Linked DNA regions of Homo sapiens: regions 1 and 3 are each linked to region 2. The links are chromatin contacts, found by Hi-C in ENCODE. All regions are on one chromosome and are shown on one strand. The core of a region is the stretch at or near the end of the contact, and the rest is flanking DNA. Distances in the headings are between cores, read along the strand shown. Region 1 has its middle 410 kb from the start of CHAC2. Region 2 has its middle 360 kb from the start of CHAC2. Region 3 has its middle 320 kb from the start of CHAC2.

Region 1 (3,443 bases), core at 132-2,631, 51 kb after region 2:
TAACCTGCACATTGTGCACATGTACCCTAAAACTTAAAGTATAATAAAAAAAAGAAAAAAAAAAGTTGGAAAAAAAAAAAAGATGAGGATCCAGTTTCATTCTCCTATGTATGGCTAGCCAATTATTTCAGCACCATTTGTTGAAAAGGGTGTCCTTTCCCCATTTTACATTTTAGTTTGCTTTGTCAAAGACCAGGGGGCTGTAAATATTTGGGTTTATTTCTGGGTTCTCTGTTCGGTTCCATTGGTCTATGTGCCTATTTTTATAGCAGTACCATGCTGTTTTGGTGACTATGGCCTTATAGTATAGTTTGAAATCAGGTAATGTGATGCCTCCAGATTTGTTCCTTTTGCTTAGTCTTGCCTTGACTCTGCATGCTCTTTTTTGGTTCCATATGAATTTTAGATTTTTTTTTTTATTCTGTGAAGAATGATGGTGATATTTTGATGGGAATTGTGTTGAATTTGTAGATTGCTTTGGGCAGTATGGTCATTTTTACAATATTGATTCTACCCATTCATGAGTTTGGGATGTACTTCCATCTCTTTGTGTCATCTATGATTTCTTTAAGCAGTATTTAGTAGTTTTCCTGTAGAGGTCTTTCACCTCCTTGGTTAGGTATATTCCTAAGTATTTTTTTTTTTTTTTTTTTTGCAGCTATTGTAAAAGGGGTTGAGATCTTAATTTGATTCTCAGGTTGGTCATTGTTGGTGTATAGAAGAACTACTGATTTGTGTATATTAATTTTGTATTCGGAAATTTTGCTGAATTCTTTTATCAAGAGTTGTGCAACTTAATACTCAAAAGTGTTTATACTACTGTTATTGTTTGTCTATTTTTTTGGAAAGAAATATGTATTGTCTGAACACTATTATAAAAATAGTAACAAAATTTAAAATAAATTTTATTGACTAATAGATTAACATATTTGTATTTTAAAAATATTTGCAGCCTTTTACACTCCCATATGTAATCTTTCGATGATGTAATTATAGGGTAGACATAGTTTTGCGTTTCATTCTGTTGACATAGTATAATTTTTAATGACCATGTGGCCATTTCTCTACTGTGAGAGGAGCTTTATTGTTAAAGGTATCTCATCTTCACCACCCAAAAACATTATGTGCTATTTCAGGGGCCAACTAGACTTAGACTTTCAACAACTGCCTTGCATTGGAACAGAAATGATTGGAACTAATCCTGCCATAAATCTCTGTTAAAAAACAACTAAAAACAAAACAACTATTAGATTGGCATGTCTGAGCTCAGACTCTCCTTGGGCAGGGCTTGCCGCAGCTGCTGTGGGGGATAGGGGTGTGGTTCCCAGGCCAATGGAGTTATGTTCCCAAGGGGATTATGGTTGCCTCCGCTGAGTCATACAGGTCATCAGGGAAGTGAGGGAAAGCCAGCAGTCACAGGACTCACCCTGCTCCCACACAGCCTGCAGTCCCAAAGGCCGATCTCACTCCCACTATGTACCCCTCAACAGTACCAAGTCTATTTCCAGGCAGCCAGTGACCAAGGCTGAGAGCTCACCTCAGACCACCAGCCTCCCTGCTGAGAAAGTAAGCAGACTCAGAGTTTTTCAGCATGTCAGGGAGCCTGCAGTGGCAATCCAGTTCCTTCAAAGGGTCGGTGGATTCTCTCAGCTTTTCTGGTATGTTGCTGCAGTAGTTCTTGGAGCAAAATTTATGATGTGATTTTCTACATGCTGCTCTGTCTGTCCAAGCCTGAGAGCTGCAAGCTAGTCCTGCTTCCCATCCACCATCTTAATCCTCAGAATGGTTATTTTTAAAAAGACAAAAAATAACAAATACTGGCAAGGATGCAGAGAAAGTGGAATGCTCATACAGTGTTAGTGGGAATGTACAGTAGGACAGCCATTATGGAAAACAGTATGGAGGTTCCTTAAAAATTAAAAATAGAAATGTCATATGATCTAGCAATCCCACTACTGGCATTTATTCAAATAAAAGGAAATCAGTATATTGAAGAGATATCTGCGCTCACATATTCACTGCAACACTATTCACAGTAGTCAAAATATGAATCAACCTAAGTGTTCATCAACAGATGAAGGGATAAAGGAAATGTGGTACATATACCTAGTGAAATACTGTTCAACCATAAAACAGAACAAAATTCTGTCATTCTCAGCAACATGAATATCTTGGAGTACATTCTGTTAAGTGTCAGGCACAGAAAAATAAAGACTGCATGTTCTCACTTATATGTAGGACCTAAAAAAGTGAAGCTCATTAAAGTAGAAAACAGAAGTGTGGTTATTAGGGCCCAGGGAGAGGATGTAGAAATACTGTTGGTTAAGTGATACAAAATTACAGTTACATGTGCGTATATTCCTCCCATATATGGGGACTATATATAGGAGGAATATGTGTGCATGTGTGTGTGATATATATAAATATTTCTCTATATATATGGAATGAGTTCTTGTTTTCTATAGCACTGTACGGTGACTATAGTTAACAATAATTTGTTGTATATTTTCAAATAGGAGAAGAGAGAATTCTGAATGTTCTCAACACAAAGATATGGTAAATATTTGAGGTGACGACTATATTAATCATCCTGATTTAATCATTACATATTTTATATATACATATACATATGTATGTATCAAAATATCACTCTGAACCCCATAAATATATACAACTGTTACAAGTCAATTAAAAATGAAGAAAATTAAGTCAGTCTGCATATACTAACATGGAATGAGACAAAGGTCTAATATGTAAATAAATGTAAATATTTATGAATATATAAAATAGCTTTAGTATGATTAGATACATCAGAAAATTGATTAGTTATAACTTTTTCTTGAATACATTCTTCTTGGAGCTATCTCTAGGCTTTCTATACATCATTGCCATTCATCATTATTCTAGAAACCCTCTTTGCCTAGACTCTGAGTCAGATTTCTTATTTCCTGGATCTTATGTTTTTACATTTATTGCTTTATTTTACATTTTTGGGTGCAATATGTTCTTCAACAGCTTCTCAAGAAGTAAAGAAAATGTATTCTTGAGAAGCTTTCATAATTGTAAATGTTTTTATTTTTGCTCACATTTAATAGTTTGATTTGGGATAGAAATACATTGGGAATTTTTTTTCCTCATAATTTGGAATTATTTTTCTATTGTCTTCTAGCATCCAGTGTTGTTGCTGAAACTTCTGCCATTACAGTTTCTAATCCTCTGTATGCATCCTTTAACTTATCTCTAGAAACTAATATTCTTTATTCCTGGTGTCTTGATATTTCATGACTACATGCCCTAATATATAGGTCTTTTAAAATCATGTTTTTTTGGTTATGCTGTGGGTCCTTCCAATCTGTAAATTCATGACTTTATGTTCTGGAAATTTTCTTGAATTATTTGACAAATTTGTCCCCTGTTTTTTTCCTGTTCTTTCTGTAAAACTT
Region 2 (3,230 bases), core at 170-2,669:
TACCCACCACACCTTAGAAGCCAATACTTGATATTTTTTAGGTGCCCACTTCCAGGTATCCACATTCTGAATCACTTTGGATTAGATTCAGCTACACATAACAGATAAATACAAATAACAGTGGCTTACATAAGGTAGAAGTATATTTCTGTTCAACACAGAGGACTCCAGAGGTAGGGAATCCAGGATTTTTATGGTAGTTGCATGATTATCAGGATTCAGTTTCTTCTCTCTTAGTGCTCTGTTATTCTTAATTTGATGCCTTATGTTCCAAGATAGCTGCTTGAACTCTAATCATCATGCCTACTCTCTAGCCAGGAGTAAGGAAAAAGGTAGGAGAAAAAGATCATTCTTCTTCCTTTAAGGGCACTTATTAGAAGTTTTACGTACAGCTTTCCATTTATACTCCATTTTTCAGCAACTCGTCATCTGGCTGCACTTAGCTGGAAGGGAAGATGGGAAATGTTTTTATTCTGGGTAGACATGTACCATAGTCATGTACCATGAGTAGCCCTTAGTCACATTTTCTTTAAAATTACTTAGCTGTGTTTTATATTTTCTTTATATCATTTTCTCATGAATTTAAACTTTTAAATGAACTGTGTTATGCAAGGGAACATTACTGGGACTTAATCAGAAAGGGGGCATTTTGGGATGATAAAGATGAGAAAATTAAACCTCACATGTGTCCTTGGGACCTGGACTCCCAGGACCTCATTCATTCCTGGTAACTGAATCCCCCACACCAACCCTTATTAACCATTCTCACGGCAAGCTATAGTCTTCCCAAAAGGATTTATTATTTGCATTTTGGGGAGGCAATTAGAAGTTTACAGTAAGATTTAAGTTTGATAAGAACCCCAGTGCCGTTTTCTGTATTTCATCTCAATAACCTGACGAAGGATTTTTTTTTTCCCTAGCTTAATAAACTTTGTCAAATCTGATACTAGGAGAAAAAGCTGTTTGATCAAATGAAAACTTCTTTTTGTTTATCAAAAATAAGTTGATAAGAGATTCAGGAGCCCCCTCTTATTTGTGAGTGATATGTTCCAAGACGCCAGTGGATGCCTGGAACCATGGATACTGCCAAACCCTATACTATGTTTTTTCCTATATATACATATGTATGATAAAATTTACTTTGAAATTAGGCACAGTATGAGACTAACAACAATAACTAATAATAAAATAGAACAATTGTAACAATACAGTGTAATAAAAGTTATGTGAATGTGGTCTCTCTCAAAATATCTCATGCACCATACTCACCCTCCTTTTTCTTGTAATCTAGTGATCACAAGGAAACTCAGATGACTGCTGAGTGACTAACAGGCAGGTAGCATATACAGCATGGATATGCTGGGCAGAGATGATTCATATCCTGGGTGGGATGGAGTAGAATGGTGCAAGATTTTATCATGCTATTCAGGAAAATGCCCAGTTTAAAACTTGTGAGTTGTTTATTTCTGAAAATTTCCATTTAATATTTTCAAACTGAAGTTGTCCATGGGTAGCTGAAACCACAGAAAGTGAAACGGAGAAGAGTGACTACTGTAATGACTTATCTCTTGTTGTGTCTATGAGGAAGATTAATGAGGCATTCGGGTGATAAAAACTCACTAAATTCATTCACGTATTCTTCAGTACTATTAACTGGGTTCTTATATGGCAGATGCAGCACTAGCTGCTGGGGATATTGTGATGAATAGAACAGCCAGTCTTGACTGTAGTAGGCTGAATAATGACCACAAATAATGATCCAAGTCCTAATCCACAGAACCGGTGAATATGTTACCCTATATAATAAAAGAGACTTTGCAGATGTGATGAAATTAAGGATCTTGTTGTGGGGAGAATATTCTGGATTATCTGGGTGGGCCCTGAATGAAATCACAGTGTCCTTCTAAGAGGGATGCAGAGGGAATGTGAGAGAAGAGGAAGAAGGCAATATGATAAAGCAAGGGGAGGTGCAGAGCCGTGGGCCTCGGAGGCAGGACAGCTTCCAGAAGAAGGAAAAGGCCACAAAAAGGATTCTCCCCCAGAGCCTCCATCTGGAGTGGGGCCCTTCCCACAACTCTATTTCAGCCCACCAAAACAGCCAACTTTTGGTCTCCAAAACTGAGAAAGAATAAATTTCTACTGTTGTAAGCCACCAATTTTGTAGTGATTTGTTACAGCAGCTACAAAAAACTAATACATTGCCTTTCACAGAGCTTCTAACCTAGTGGGTTAAAAGGCAATGAGAATAAGGAATGAGACAATATCTTATCAGAAACTTGAAAGAGCAATAGGGGTTAGTCTGGGTAAGAGAGTGGGGAAGGGAAAAATCAGAGATAGCTATAAGTGTTGAGTTTTAAAAAGTCAGCCAGCCTCTTTGGAGAATGCTTTTGTGGGGGCAAGGGATTGGGAGGAATGTTGTGGCAAAAAATGAGGCTGAATGAATCATTAAGCAGGGGATAGATGATGAGGGTTCAAGTCATGCTAAGGAGTTTGCACTGCATTCTTAGAGCCTGGGGGCTGTACAAGAGTCCTGAGCAGAGGGATAGCATAATCAGGCCTCCATTTTAGAAAAACTTCTCAGACTGTAGGGTGGGTTATTGGAAAGCCCCTCATACCACATCACTCTCTTCAGGACCCATTCTTGGGCCTTTCGGGTTTAGACATTTTGTCTTACTATTTTGGTCATTTTCCTAAACATGAACTTTTATTTGCAAGATTCTCTTGGTTTCAAGAGATCTCTTTTTGCTTTCTCTCCCTTGAACTCCAGACACATATATCTGTGTGCCTCCTCAACAACTCCATTTGGATAATAATAAGTATCTAAAATTTAGCATTCCCAAACTGATCTGCAGATTTTCTCTTATCCTAAAGCTGTTCCACATCTCAATAAATGATGACTCCTTTTCAATTGTTCAAGTCAAATACCTTGGAATTGCCCATGACTTTTCTTTTCTCTCATGTCCTACATGCAATCCAACAGGAAATTCTTGATAAGAAACACTTCCAAAATCTGATCACTTCTTGCCATCCACACTGCTTTCCTGGTCCAAGCTACTGTTACCACTCACCTGTATTATTGCAGCCACCTTTGAATTCACTCCCTGATGCTACCACACCTCCTTATGGCTATGCTCAACACAAGATCACTCTTTTAACAAGAGTAATCTTGTTGAAACTTAACTCATGTTCCTCCTTTGCTTAACACCTTCCAGTGGCTCCCCATTTCATGT
Region 3 (3,003 bases), core at 501-3,000, 41 kb before region 2:
AGAATTTATATACGTCAGCTACATAGATTGCTTAAGGTAATGATTATATACATATATGAAAGCCTGAATATAGTATAAATCACCCATATTAATACTTTTAATACATAATAGACACATTTTGATTTGTAAACAATTTTGAGGAAGGCTGTTTTTATTAGTTTGCCAGCTATATGGAGAATGCTTGAGATTCAAGTCAGTGATTCAAATAACATGCCACATACAGGCCAGCTACTGCTGCAGACATTTTCATATTCTCTCTTTTGGTCTTTCCAATAGCATTGTGAAGGGGGTATTATTAACTTTCAAGATGAGGTTCAGAGTGGCTGATTAGATATTTCTTTTCACACCAAAGGTCTCAGAGCACTTTCTACGTGTGTCAGTGCTTTAAAGACAAGTAAGTCACATCTGCTGTTCTTGGAAGTTTCTGTTTTAACTCCTAAAACACCTTTTGTCTTTCTTTGATATTAAGTGGATATCTCAGCTCTACAAAAAGCAGCAATGTTTAATAAAGTGATTTGTGCCAGTGGATGTTGTGTGGGTTTCAGAAGATGTGAAGAACAGATTCAAGACATGAAAGGTATTGAAATCAAGAGGCTGCCCTTCTCTAGGTTGAAAGAAATTTTGTGGCTTCTATTTGTTCTTGCATGTTGAAAAGTTAAGAGTAGATAGATGTAGATTTAAAAATATTTGTCAAATGAATACTAATTTGCTAGATTCTTTCACATACAATTTGCCATCCAGTCCTTGAAACGACTCTATAAGAAAGATGTTAACTTCATTTCACTGATGAGGCACCTGAAGCTGTGTGATGTTATGGAAATTGCCTGGCTAGAATTGGAGGTGATTTGAGCCTAGTCTCAGAACAATAGTCTACTGTTGCATTTCCATGGAGCAAAACTTGTATCTCTCATTTTTATGAATATGAAAAATGAAGGGGCCAGTTTTGACTGGAAACTTGTTCTCCTTTCTAGTTTTAAATTTAGTTTAATACTGAGAGATGAATATTGGATTTTTAAATATTTACAGTCCATTTAAATTATGTCAATAAGGAGCTATGGTGCCAAAGTGTTTATAGTATCATATTTTAAAGTCTCTCCTATTATGAATACGATGCCAAAGTTTCTTATGCTGGAAAGAACTTTAAGATGATGCAGTTGAAAAATAATTGAAGTTGCTATTAAGTATGGAATCTTATAAGAAAATATGTTGGGGAAATACTCTATAAATTAAAATCTCCACTTATAAATAAGTTACAAATATTATAACTATTTGAGAATTCGACAACTAAAGTTGTTGTTGTTTTTTTTTAATGCATTCTGGTCCAAGCTCCTAGTAAACATAGCTTATTACGTTGACTACTTATAAGCAGCTGCTTTTTGCAAACCACTGACTCTGACAGGAACTATCAAGCAGTTCTAATTCGAAGGTCAGCTATTGCAAGGTGATTCATTAGCTCCTTAATCATACAAATATGGCCAAAGCCACACTCCCTCAATATAGATAATGGGTACGGCAAACGAGTTCTGCTTGCAACGCTGTAGCTGACCTTTGAAAGAAATCTGTCCTTGTGAGCTGAGTCTCCTTATTTCCTTTTTTTCTGGGCAGATGGTGACTTTTCTCCCTGAGATACCAGCTCTACTAAATACTGCTTTTATGCTAGTCATTTAAGGCTTAGTTATAGGCATCAGAAACAACCAGGAGAGTCTTACAAATTATTTAAATAAGATCTTTAAATAAGATCTGAAAATGTGACTCAGCCTGCAGAACTTACGTGGGCCCTGCCCACACTGCTGCTTAGTCAGCTCTCCCTACTGTCCCTGCTCATCATCTTTCTCATTCAGTAGTGGTAAAGCAGACTCACTCTGTTCCTCTGTTTTTTGTTTTTTATTTTATATTTAAAAATATATTTTCCATTTTATTGTGATAAGAACATTTAAACATGAGATCTTTCCTCTTAACAGATTTTAAATATGCAATACAATATTTTTATCTATAGGCACGATGTTTTACAGCAGATCTCTGGGACTTACTAATGTCATATAACTGAAGGTATATACCCACTGATTGGCAGTTTCCCATTTCTCCCTCCCTGTGTCCTCAGCCTCTGGCAGCCACCATTTTATGAGTTTGACCACTTCACAAATCTTTTTTTTTTTTTTGACAGAATCTCTCTCTGTCACCCAGGCTGGAGTGCAGTAGCGCAATTTCTGCTCACTGCAAACTCCCGGGTTCAAGAGATTCTCCTGTGTCAGCCTCCGGAGTAGCTGGAATTACAGGCAGGCACTACCACATCTGGCTAATTTTTGTAGTTTTAGTAGAGACGGGGTTTCGCCATATTGGCCAGGCTGATCTCAAACTCCTGACCTCAGGTGATCCGCCCTCCTTGGCCTGCCAAAGTGCTGGGATTTCAGGTGTGAGCCAACGTGCCCAGCCCACTTTACATTTCTTATATAAGTAGAAGCATGTAGTATTTATTCTTCTGTGACTGGCTTATTTCACTTAGCAACAAAAACACCTAATAATATAATAAAACAATGGGCTACATACTTGAATAGACATTTCTCCAAAGAGGACATACAAATGATTATGTATCGACAGAAAAAGTATGATCCATTGCCTCCCCATCATAAGGGTCACAGCCAACACCCCATATCAAAAGACATGTTAACAAGAGAAAAGCGTAAGAAGTTTATTTGATCAAGTTTCTTTGTGACACAGAATCTTTCAGAATGAAGACCCAAAGATACAGGGGAGGCTATCCGATTTTGGGCTTAGGTTTGATGAAGTAGAGACTGTCATGTAGAAATGTGATTGGACAAAAAGGAGTATGATCTAATAGTAATAGACTGATTTGGGGGGCTGGGGAAAACCAAGCGAGGCCTGTGTCCAGATTCTCCTTGGCTGCTCTATGCAGCATTTTTAATTTCCAGGTCTGAGGGAGGACACTCTCTGGAATGGGAGTCTTATGACCTACAGTCAAGGTAGGTCAGATTATTTATTTAT

The links. A loop is a pair of places that touch in the nucleus more often than their neighbours do. Pooled maps may share reads with other maps.
Region 1: a loop to region 2 is called in a map of PC-9, with 2.2 times the contacts of the local background. The contact joins two enhancer-like sites. A Hi-C loop is called at or near these places in 3 of 168 maps with a recorded cell type or tissue (HepG2, PC-3 and PC-9).
Region 3: a loop to region 2 is called in a pooled map, with 4 times the contacts of the local background. The contact joins two enhancer-like sites. A Hi-C loop is called at or near these places in 1 of 168 maps with a recorded cell type or tissue (tibial artery) and 1 of 50 pooled maps.

Annotation. Positions count from the first base shown.
Region 1 is chr2:53,351,534-53,354,976 of GRCh38, reverse strand. No RefSeq gene overlaps it. Among named protein-coding and RNA genes, the nearest start is that of CHAC2, 410 kb to the left of the region's middle. Within about 2 kb of position 1,381, at least 4 of the 41 ENCODE cell types and tissues checked have a DNase peak (open chromatin) inside an H3K27ac peak, as active enhancers do; they include PC-3 and PC-9, where a contact is called at or near this core.
Region 2 is chr2:53,402,345-53,405,574 of GRCh38, reverse strand. No RefSeq gene overlaps it. Among named protein-coding and RNA genes, the nearest start is that of CHAC2, 360 kb to the left of the region's middle. RefSeq lists an enhancer at 474-1,673. Within about 2 kb of position 1,419, at least 3 of the 41 ENCODE cell types and tissues checked have a DNase peak (open chromatin) inside an H3K27ac peak, as active enhancers do; they include PC-3 and PC-9, where a contact is called at or near this core.
Region 3 is chr2:53,444,343-53,447,345 of GRCh38, reverse strand. No RefSeq gene overlaps it. Among named protein-coding and RNA genes, the nearest start is that of CHAC2, 320 kb to the left of the region's middle. Within about 2 kb of position 1,750, at least 2 of the 41 ENCODE cell types and tissues checked have a DNase peak (open chromatin) inside an H3K27ac peak, as active enhancers do.